Linked DNA regions of Homo sapiens: regions 1 and 2 are each linked to region 3. The links are chromatin contacts, found by Hi-C in ENCODE. All regions are on one chromosome and are shown on one strand. The core of a region is the stretch at or near the end of the contact, and the rest is flanking DNA. Distances in the headings are between cores, read along the strand shown.

The links. Hi-C counts contacts between places; a loop is a spot of excess contacts on that map. Pooled maps may share reads with other maps.
Region 1: a loop to region 3 is called in a pooled map, with 7 times the contacts of the local background. The contact joins the promoter of MPHOSPH10 here to the promoter of MRPL19 in region 3. A Hi-C loop is called at or near these places in 5 of 50 pooled maps.
Region 2: a loop to region 3 is called in a pooled map, with 16 times the contacts of the local background. The contact joins the promoter of PAIP2B here to the promoter of MRPL19 in region 3. A Hi-C loop is called at or near these places in 9 of 50 pooled maps.

Annotation. Positions count from the first base shown.
Region 1 is chr2:71,129,025-71,132,587 of GRCh38, forward strand. It overlaps MPHOSPH10 (M-phase phosphoprotein 10), which reads left to right and starts at 1,610. Exons shown (of 11, transcript NM_005791.3): 1 at 1,610-1,730. The coding sequence starts at 1,642. MCEE (methylmalonyl-CoA epimerase) reads right to left here and starts at 1,205. Exons shown (of 3, transcript NM_032601.4): 1 at 1,156-1,205. The coding sequence starts at 1,195. RefSeq lists enhancers at 428-1,286, 1,608-1,657, 1,758-1,807.
Region 2 is chr2:71,225,172-71,228,858 of GRCh38, forward strand. It overlaps PAIP2B (poly(A) binding protein interacting protein 2B), which reads right to left and starts at 1,932. Exons shown (of 4, transcript NM_020459.1): 1 at 1,757-1,932. RefSeq lists enhancers at 1,362-1,862, 2,078-2,217.
Region 3 is chr2:75,644,653-75,648,654 of GRCh38, forward strand. MRPL19 (mitochondrial ribosomal protein L19) reads left to right here and starts at 2,131. Exons shown (of 6, transcript NM_014763.4): 1 at 2,131-2,258; 2 at 2,450-2,567. The coding sequence starts at 2,156. RefSeq lists enhancers at 1,931-2,225, 2,061-2,360.

The DNA of each region.
Region 1 (3,563 bases), core at 360-2,859, 4.5 Mb before region 3:
AACCACACACACACACACACAAGTGGAGACATTAAGCTTCAAGTATCTTAATAGGACAAATCAAAGGCAATCTTTGGAATACACTGTCTTCATTTTTCCTTTATGCCAAGATGTGTATGTAAGTACAAAACAAACATGCACCTTTATCTGTATTGAGTTCTTGCAGTATGTATATGACCTGTTGGAAGTCATACTTTTTCCCAAACTGTCAATCATTAAAGTGTGCAGTTCTAAAAATAGACATAAAAATGCCTTTTCCCAAATATTCATTTATTTATAGTTTTACGTTCCTATCTTGTGTATCACCTAAGAGGAAGGTATGCCTTACGGTTAAGAATGTGGGCTCTGGTGCTAGAAGGATTTATCACGAATGTCCCGGAGTAACTCTGGGGCATTACCACTTGGCACCTTCTTCCTAATAGGGAATCTCAGATTAAGGGAAATACTTGCCCTCTCATAAAAGGAGGAAGAGAAAAAAAAAAAGGATAAAAAGAGGAGAAAGTGAGTCAGAAAACGTGACAATTATTACAGTTATTTCTGTCATAACTGATTCTATGTACATATTTTAAAAAAAATGAAGGGGGAGAGAACTCAAGAAAGTTTCCAAATCCACATGCTTTTATCTGTGTACGCGATAAATATATTAGTGCACGTGGAAAAACCACTCCTTTTGTATTCTTTACACCACTGACCTTTGAGTGTTCCCAACAGAAAGCTGGTCACGCTTGGAGTTCGGCCGACTAGTAGTTGTTGTTTTTACGGAACGTGCTCTCCTTTCTGGTTTCTCCCCAGTCTCTTTATTGGTGCGCGGTAAAATAACTTACCGATCCGCTTCTATTTACTTCTGTCCCTGCCCTGCCTGACCTGCCGGGCAAGTTCCCTCGACTCTCCCGCCCACATACTGGAAGGTGCAGAGCCCAAGGCGCACAGCTCTCGGATGGAAATGGGACTCATGCACAAGGCAATCCCCGCTACTAAGCGGTGGCGCTTCTGGAAGGCACCCTCTGCCTAAGTGACAGCAGCTGCTGTGGAACGCGCCCCCGGGGGAGGACATTAGATCAAGGTGCTTTGGCCACGCCGAGGCCTCCTCCGCCCCCGACCGCCGTTCCCACGCTCCCTGTCCCATGGCGAAGGTCGCCGGTGCCCGGTATTCACCTACGGCATTCGCGGCTGCAGCCTTCAGCACCCGCGCCATTTTGGAAAGCAACCCGCCACGTCAAGACTAGCCACGGAGGTTGAGAGACGCGCGGCAGAGGGCGGGGCGGGAGGCAGAGGGGGCGGGGACAGAAAGGTCAGGGGCGTGGCGAAGGTCGCTGCTTTCCTGCTACAACGGGCCTACTTTAGCTAAAACAGAAACGTAAGGCCAGGACGGGTCACCCTTTGTGGGCCCCTGAAAAATACAAAACGAAGTTTGGAGAGAGTTGAAAGGCGTTTGGGCTGACCATGGAGATTTTTGTTTCCCACCCTCCTGCGAAAGCGCTCGCGCTGCCATTGGCTCTGGCTGAGGGCGAGTCCGGAACCTGTGCGCCGCGGAACTTTCGGCTCTGAAATCCAAGTTGCGCTGGGCGCATCTTTGCCGCGCGGTTTCCGGGCGGCTCCCTTCCCTTGCATGCTGCATTGTGTCGGGAGTTGCTGACAGCCATGGCGCCGCAGGTCTGGCGTCGACGGACCCTGGAGCGGTGTCTGACGGAAGTCGGCAAAGCCACGGGTCGGCCCGAGTGCTTCCTCACGTAAGTGCGCAGATCCCGGGCTCGGGGTGCGACCGGGGTCTCACGTGGACGCGGGTTGCAGGCCTCCGGCAAATTGTGGAGCTGGGGGAAGGTAAGGGGAAACGTAAAATCGCTTTTCCCCAAATTTCAGAGTTTATGCTTTCCTAGGCTATCAAAATTTTAAAAACTGTTAAAATTTGTATAGATGGATCTCTCAGTTGAGTGTTACTGAAATCACTCTAACCTCAATTGTTAACACCTAGAAGCTTCCCTTGGGCTTCTTACGCCCCCATCCCTCTACACACAGACTGTTGGTTTCTCCTTCCTCCTATGTGCTCTCAAAGCACTTAGCGCTTAGCATACTTTATTGAAAGTACGAACTTGTCACTTGTCTGTCCACCCCCCATGACTAAGCTTCTTCAGAAATAGAACTTCCATGTCTCTTCCCAACACAAGCGTTTTATATGTATTTTGTTGAAGAATTTAAAATGTGATCTATGAAATTATTACTCATTTATGTTTCAAACCCCAACCTTTCCCTGAGTTCCCAGCTCACAGCAACTACAGACTGAGCTTAGTTTGAATTCCGTAGCACACAACTGGGATATCCACACTGTACAACTTTTAACGATTTTTAAAATTTTGGTACTGTCAAGCATCTCAAATTCACTGCGTCCAAAATAGAGCTGTTGTGTCTGTTTAATAGAATTGTTGTTTCTACCCACCTATACTCTGCCATCCCCTGAAGTCCTTTTCCCATGCTACACCTGTCAAGCGCGTCTGTGTGAAGAGACCACTAAAACAGGCTTTGTGTGAGCCACAAGGCTGTTTATTCACTTGGGTGCAAGTGGGCTGAGTCCGAAAAGAGAGTCAACTAATGGTGATGGGGAAGGGGTTGCTTTATAGGAGTTGGGTAGGTAATGGAAAATTACAGTAAAAGGTGGTTATCTATTAGCAGAGGAGGACGGGGTCACAAGGTACATGGTGGGGAGATCATAAGACTTATTGTCCAGAAGAAGAATGTCACAAGGTCGATTGATCAGTTAAGGTAGGGCAGGGACAAGTCACAATGGAGGAATGTTGTAATGTTGATTAATCAATTAAGGCAGGAACTGGCTGTTTTATTTCTTTTGTGGTTTTTCGGCTGCCCCAGACTTCTTGGCTCCTGCAGGCCATCTGGACATATATGTGCAGGTCACAGGGGTTACAATGGCTGAGCTTCAGCTCAGAGGCCTGACACCACCACCCAAGCCTTCCCTATCTCAGTAAATGGCACTTCTGTCTTTTCAGGTACTCAAACATAAAACTAGGCTGCTACTTTAATGTCTTCATTTTTCTCTATTCTATATCTAATTCTTTAGCAATCCTGTCAGTTCTACCTCCAAACTATACTCAGCATATTCACTGCTCTAACTCCAGTCTAAATCACCATTATCCTTTCGCTGGAATGCTGCATCAACCTTCTAATCACTGTACTTTCCTCCTCCTCCCTCGTCCCTTTCTCCTTCCTTCGTGTAAATCATCATTTCATCCCTCTGCTTAAAATGTTTTCTCTTTACACTTTAAATGACAAATTCTTACTCCTGAACCATGCATAATTTGGCTCCCATCAGTCTCTCCAGCTTCACCCTCTGCCTCCTTCACACTCTAGCCATGGTCACCTGTTTGTTTCCTCAAGCTCACCTCTAGAGGATTTGCATCTTAGAGGATTTCTTCTGCCTGGAATACATGTTTCCCAACCTTTATAAGACTATCTCCTTATCTGTAGGTTTCCTCTCAGATGTGACATCTAAGAGAGGTTTTCCTTGACCACTGTAGCCAAAGCAAATGTTGATCATTGAATGAATAAGTGAA
Region 2 (3,687 bases), core at 682-3,181, 4.4 Mb before region 3:
ACACCACTGTGCTAGGCTCTAGTGTGATTTATTAACAAGGCTTAAACATATGGTCCATTAGACAAGGCTGCCACCTCAGAGTAAAGATTTCTTTTAATTCACTATAATAGACTTTTTTCTTTATATACAAGATACAATTTTACCACAGTAAAATACAAGGAAGCATACTGATACATACATTACAAACAGGATAAAGAAAGCAATATAATTTTTTCCACAAAAGCTTGCAAAATCCTGGCCAAAACACAGTGAACATGATGTTAAACTCATAGCTTACATTTCTCCACTGAAAGCTAGGAAAAACAATTCCAATTTTTGAAAAGTCAGGAAACTAAGCACTGTGAGAATTTACAAGATTTTGTAAACCTGTATATTCTCCCCACCCCGATATACAAGTAGCCAGAGGAGCCTATCAGTCTTACCCCAACACTTCAATCTCCTCCAACCTTCAAAATAAAACCCTCACTGTCCAATATCTGAATTTATATTTTCAAACGTCTAAAATCTTAATCAAAGCTAAGAGCAGTGCATTAGCTTTTCCCCATAAAATTGTTGGCATAATTTTACTTAGGCACAGCATAGTTTGTACTGTTATCAAAAAACATATGGCTAGAACCGACATTACTAGAAACCAAACGAATATACTATGAAGGTGAAAAGGGAACAGGGAATGTTGTTTTTGGACAGATTCAATGCTGTTATTATCCCTTCATAGGTTGGGTGTGATCGAATCACACTGTGCTGTACAACTAAGTATGTTCTATATTTTATGACAAAGTAGGGTAGCCAGGCCCTTACACTACAAACTCCCAGAAACCCCAGTTAAGCTGTTTAAAGTATAATCCAATTCAATTTACTGAAAATAATAGTAACAAAATTTAAATCCCTTGCTTCTAGTTAGCCCTTTTCAACTGCATTTTCAGCAATTACCACCAAAAGAACTGCATTAGGACAAAGATTCTAGAGCGGGTATAATGGTCAAATGCCATTTGAAGGCAAAAACAGTCTACCAGGAACAAAACATTAAAGTTCCCAACCTTGCCAAACTCCCTGTTCTGCGTATTCTGCCTCTCTCAGTTCACCTTCCAGCTGCCTGGAAGAGGCAAGTGGAAAATGTTAGTTTTCTGGAGAGATGAGAATGGAATTTAGGGGTTGGTAGGGGGTGATGGGCTCACTCACGGACCGCAAGGCACAAGAGAAGTGGCGAACGTCTCCCAGGCAAATGAGGCATGAAGAATGAGGGCTGGAGTCAAGGGGGAGATGGAGCAAGTATAAAAAGGCAGAGGACGCGCAGGGGCCGCGAATAGGGGAAGGGCACGACGCGCAATCCCTCCCGCTCCAGCCCGGGGAGAGGGGCGGGGGATGCCGCGCGGGTCAATTTGCCTAGCATTGTTGCACCTGGGTAGAAATGGGACTCAGGCCAAGAATTCGGTTCGAGTGTTAGGAGGACGCTGAGGGGAGTCAGGAACTTGGGTGGGAGTCGGGGGGAAACAGAGCACCTGTGCGGGGGGGAAAGGGACGAAAACCCCCTATTGCTCCCGAGGGGCAGGGGCTGACCCCAGCGGACGCCCCTTTTCGCCGATGGCCGCGACGTGGGACCCCGCGCGCTTTCCCTCCCTACAGGAGCTCGGGCAGGCGCGTGCCGCCCTTCACAGCCCCGACGGCGGCAGAAAGGGAGGCGCAGGGCGCCCCCAGAGCCGGGAGAACGGCGTTTCCCTCGAGTCCTTTCCCCAGCAGCCCGGGCACCCGAGCCCACCTGGGCTAACCAGAAGCCCCTCCTTCAGATCGTACTCTGCCACTCCTCCGAGAGCTTAAGCCGTTGCCGTAGAGGTCGCCGTCGCCACAACAGTCTCGGCCTTTAGTACCAAAACGTGAAGCACAGCACCCGAGAAGCGCCACTACCACTTGCCAGGTTATCTCTTACTGCACACTGCCTCCTCGCCCCGCCCCCGAACCCAAGCCATTGGTTGCCGGGCACCGCCCCATTCGTCTATTGGGCCAAAGAAGATGCCGTTCGGTCACCTAGAATGGCATATGTGGTTTTTATTGGTCTAAATGTGAAGCAGTGCCCGCCCACTCCCTCAGAAGTTTCAGCTTCTGATTGGTTTTAATGTCTGTCTTTTCTCTTCCTTCATTTTTTTTTTCCTGTGGTGGAACACCTCCTTGAGGGAGATGCCGGCTCTGATTGGCTGAAAGGACGCTACGCTAGCCTGGGATAGGCATTGGGCCAAGGATGCGCCCGGCCCACTCGTGGGGGAGGAGACCAAGGCGCCGCACTCTGGGTTTGTTTACACAGGCTCTTGCTCCCGCTTCGTCTATTGGCTGAGCTGGAAGCCACTGCCACCGAGTTTTGCCTGTCAGCCTAGCAAGGAGGAGGGTGGGGGTGGGCCTCAGTAGGATTTCCCTCAGCTGTCAATTACCAAAGGAGGAGCTTTGATTCAGGCTGCTTTGGACCTGGTGCTATTCTCTGTAGGGAAAATTAAGGAATTGGGCTCCTTGGGAGGCTGGAAGGAAGCAAAGGGACGCTGGAAGGAAGCAGACGGATGCTTCCACGTTTCTAGAAACAAACCTAACTTCTTGAGTGCTTTAAAAAAATAAAACTTGGCCGGGCGCGGTGGCTCACGCCTGTAATCCCACCACTCTGGGAGGCCGAGACGGGCGGATCACAAGGTCAGGAGTTCTAGACCAGCCTCGCCAGTATGGTGAAACCCCGTCTCTACTAAAAATGCAAAAATTAGCTGGGCGTGGTGGCGGGCTCCTGTAGTCCCAGCTACTCGGGAGGCTGAGGCAGGAGAATCACTTGAACCCGGGAGGCAGAGGTTGCAGTGAGCCAAGATCGCACCACTGCACTCCAATCTGGGCAATAGAGTGAGGTTGCGACTCAAAAAAAAATACATCAATAAATACAAATTAAAATAAAACTTTATTGCCTCCCTTGGATTTAGAATGTCCAATCTGCTTGCAAAGGACTTCGAATTGTATTCCACAGGAAGTAGGGATTTCTTTGTGGAGCTCTTACTTTATACATTTTTCTCTCCCCCCCACCTCTCAAGCTGACTGTATACATGACACAAAGTTAGGGAATTGCAGAATGAATGGAAAAAATATAAAAATGAAAAAGATAAACTCAAATAACAATTATAAATATTAGCTGTATACTTTGATATGGTTTGGCTCTGTGTCCCCACCCAAATCTCATTTTGAATTATAATTCCCAATGTTGGGGGAGGGACTTGGTGGGAGGCGATTGGATCATGGGGGCAGATTTCCCCCTTGCTGTTCTCGTGATAGTGAGTGAGTTCTCACAAGGTCTGATGGTAAAAAAAGTGTGTGTCCTTCCCCCTTAGCTCTCTCTCCCTCTTGCTACCATGTGAAAACGTGCTTGCTTCCCCTTTGCCCTGATTGTAAGTTTCCTGAGGCCTCACCAGCCATGCCTCCTGTACAGCCTGAGGAACGGTGAGTCAATTAAACCTCTTTTCTTTATAAATTACTCAGTCTCAGGTAGTTCTTTATAGCAATGTGAGAATGGACTAATACATACTTCATATTAAATGATATAAGTAAATAAATAAATTCATTCAACAAGTATTATTTAGCATCTACTATGAATGTTCTAGGCTCTGATCATGGAACTGGGTATATGATATGAATAAGACAGTGAAGATGCACCCATGGTGTTTATACTGT
Region 3 (4,002 bases), core at 881-3,380:
ATACAGAAAAATCTTCACCACTGCCAGTCATGATTATCTTTGCCTCTCCTCCCTTTTACTCTTAAGGGCTTGAAGTCTACTTTTTCGGGTAGGTAGAAGAGCCAAAATATTGCTCATCTGAAATTTTGGTTGTGAGATTCCTTGTCATTTATAGAATAAATTCTTGTTCTAATCAAAGAAGCTAGAGTTAAAATAGAAGGCCCTGTCTTTCTTCACAGCATCTTGAATTCTGTGCTCAAAACATGGCCCTGTTCCTCAGGCTGATGTAACAGCTCATGTTCTTCAGGATGGCAAGTCAGAGTATAGAGGCCAAGCTGCAGAGGTTGGTTGCTTTTATGAGCATTTGACTTCTGTCAAAAGTAAACAGTAAGGCTTTAAACTGGGGAAAGGAAAGAACAGGGTATGCATTTCTGAGCCATCTTTTTTTGGTTGCTGCGTGAAGGACTGGAGGTAACCAGAGGCAAGAAGACTAATGAGAAGGCTGTTGCAGGGATCTCCAGGGATCCTGAAGAGAGAAAATATGTTGACCTAGATTGGAAATATGGATGGGAGGATGAGAAAGTATATGGATTCCTGAGATATTTGACGGTGTCAGGCATAGTTTTTGGAACTTCATCCAGGAGGAGACAGGGAGGAATCAAGAATGGCACTGAGATTTTTGGCTTAGGCAAGAGAGTGGATGCTGAAGCCATTCCTTGAGATAGCCAATACTGGGAAGGAAGTCTGGAGCTGAAAAAGATGAACTCAGTATGGATAGGCTGAATTTGAGGTAGCTTTGGGACATTAATGCAACTGGAATGACTATTATGTAGTTAAATTATCACATTACTCTAAGTGTTCAATCCTTATATAACCACTGCTGAAATAACAAATTCCAAATTTCTTTTTTTGTGTGTGTTTCTTTTTCTGTTTTTTTGAGACGGAGTTTCGCTCTTGTTGCAATGGCGCGATCTCGGCTCACTGCAACCTCTGTCTCCCAGGTTCAAGCGATTCTCCTGCCTTAGCCTCCCAAGTAGCTGGGATTACAGGAGCCTGCCACCACACCTGGATCATTTTTTTTATTTTTGGTAGAAACGGGGTTTCACTATGTTGGCCAGGCTAGTCTCAAACTCCTGACCTCAGGCGATCTGCCCGCCTCGGCCTCCCAAAATGCTGGGGTTAAAGGCGTGAGCCACTGCGCCCGGCTGTGTGTTTGTTTCTTAGAGATACGGTCTCACTATATTGCCCAGGCTGGTTTCCAACTCATGAGCTCAAGGGACCCTCCTGTCTCGGCCTCCCACAGTGCTGGGATTACAGGCATGCCTGGCCACGCCCAGTCATTTTCCAAATTTCTTAACAAGACTTACAATTTACCTTTTCCAGCTTTACTTCTCCCACCTATCCATACCCACAGTTGCCCAGCCCAAATTCATTTGGGTTCCTCAAAGGGTTAATGCTTTGTGTAGTCTCAAGGACTATGGGCCAGCAGTTCTGTCAGGAACTATTCTATTCTCTTTTCTGTGCATTCAGCAAAGAATTAGAAAAATTAGCTGGGCGTGATGGTGCGAGACTGTAGTCTTGGCTACTCGGGAGGCTGAGGTGAGAGGATCTCCTGACATCAGGAGTTGGAGGCTGCAGAGCCATGATCGCGCCACTGCACTCCAGCCTGGGTAACAGAGGAAGACCTTGTCTCAACAAAACAAAAGATGTTAGTGAGGGCCCAGGTAGGTGCTAGGTGCTGGGATAACATGGTGAGCAAAAAGAAGACTTTATCCCTTCCCTTGCCTCATTATAGTATAATGGCAGATTTAAATACTAATCTAATAATTACACAAGAAAGAATTGCAAATGAGATCAGAGCTGCCAATCGAAGGCACCCAGTGGGAAAGACGGCCTACAATGGGATTTTCGCATAGCGAAAGCTTGTCTGAGAAGATAGAGTGGATTCATAGGGGGAGGAAAAAGCTTTCTAGGCTGGGAGAACACCCCTGTGGAGGGGTGTAACTTGGCGCATTACGAGGAACTAGAGAAACGTGCACTTTTCCTAAGACATCAGGAAAGGAGCGAGGAGAGACTTATCCATTTTGTCCCATAGCAGCCGCCATATGGTGGCAGACAGCAACAACCTCGTCGCACTGATTACTGGGAGCTGTAGTCTTGACGTGAGCTAGCTGGCATGGCGGCCTGCATTGCAGCGGGGCACTGGGCTGCAATGGGCCTAGGCCGGAGTTTCCAAGCCGCCAGGACTCTGCTCCCCCCGCCGGCCTCTATCGCCTGCAGTAAGTGGAGCCGGACTTGCGAGCTGGGGCGCGTTAGGGGCCCAGGGTCAGGATGGGGGAGGCGAACCTGGAGATCAGAGGCAACCCCAGCGTTGGTCCCCCGTGGGACGCCGGGTTGGGGGAGATTGCGGGGCTCTGCGGGATCTCAGGGTTGGCACGAGAGTTCTGACCTCCGTCGTCCGCTCCCGCAGGGGTCCACGCGGGGCCTGTCCGGCAGCAGAGCACTGGGCCTTCCGAGCCCGGTGCGTTCCAACCGCCGCCGAAACCGGTCATCGTGGACAAGCACCGCCCCGTGGAACCGGAACGCAGGTGAGGCACTGCCCTGGCGCTAGGCCGGCAACTGGGGTCGGTGCGCGCGTGAGCGCGTTCGCGTTCGAGGTCCCGGCTCTAAGGTGGGGGCTGCACCTCCCCCTGCACGAGCAGGTGTGTAGGATTCAAGAGCCAGCGCACCACACTGTTCTTTCTTTCTCACTTCTCCCCAAGCCAGCATTGAACTTCTTTGCAGTTTTATTGAGTCAGAACTTCAAGTAGGGGTTCCCCATATTTTAAACTCTTTTCTCTGTGGTATTTGTCCTGTACCAGAGTTTTTCTCTGAGGTATATCCTGTTTATACCTGTTTACGTCCAAGAGCTCTTCTTTTCTCTCAAAAGACCCTTAACCCTGGATAGGAATCGATTGGCCAACTTAAAAAATTTGCTATGGTTTAGGTTGGAAGTTTTGGCAGACAAAGCACAGTAAAACTGGCCACTAAATTGTGTCTGAAACTTACTCATCAAAATAGTGTGAATAAAAACTTATATGAATGGTGGTAATCTTGGAGGTACATGTAAATTTAAAGGACTTAAGGTCTGAAAAGAGAGCTATGTAGCAACCTTTTTAAAAAGCCAGTTTTCAGAGGAAAAACCTGATATGATTATAGGCTTTTTGAAAGGGCTGTAGATTATTGATTGGATTACTTCTGGGATTTTTAATTTTTTTATTTTTTAAATTTTTTTTAGACAGAGTCTCTCTCAGTCTCCCAGGCTGGAGTGCAGTGGTGATTTTAGCTCACTGCAGCCTCAAATTTCTGGGCTCAAGTGATCCTCCCGCCTCAGGCTCCAGAGTAGCTGGAACTACTGGTACCACGCCTGGCTTTTTTTTTTCTTTTCTTTTTTTAACATTTAAAATATTCCACGGATTTAAATAGAAGTAAACTTGGAGTTAGAGAACTAAGAGATTCAGAAAATATTTCTTCATAAAACTTTGCTTTTGAGGGTAGAAATGGAATATCTCTTTTAAACAGTGGCATTTAATAGAATTCACTTAAATAGGAATGTAAATTATATGCTCTAGAGAACAATTTGACAGAATTTACTAAGTTTAAGTTGTGTATACCTTCTCACTCAGAAAGCACACAACTTAAACTCCTAACGTGTATGTACAAGGAGACAAGCACGAGAATGAATGTAACAGTATTTTTTGTAACAAAATTTAGAGGCAGCCTAGATATCCATCAGTAGGTGAACAGGCAAATACATTCATATGACAGAATATTGTATAGCAGTGAAAAATGAGTGAATTAGAGCTCACTTTTAAACATGGAAGATTTTCACAAATCTGTGTGTAAAAAAAACCTTTAGAATCATTAATGTAGTAGGATGCTATTTTTATGAAGTTTTAAAACTATAGGCCGGGTGCGGTGGCTCACGACTGTTATCCCAGCACTTTGGGAGGCCGAGGAGGGCAGATCACGAAGTCAGGAGTT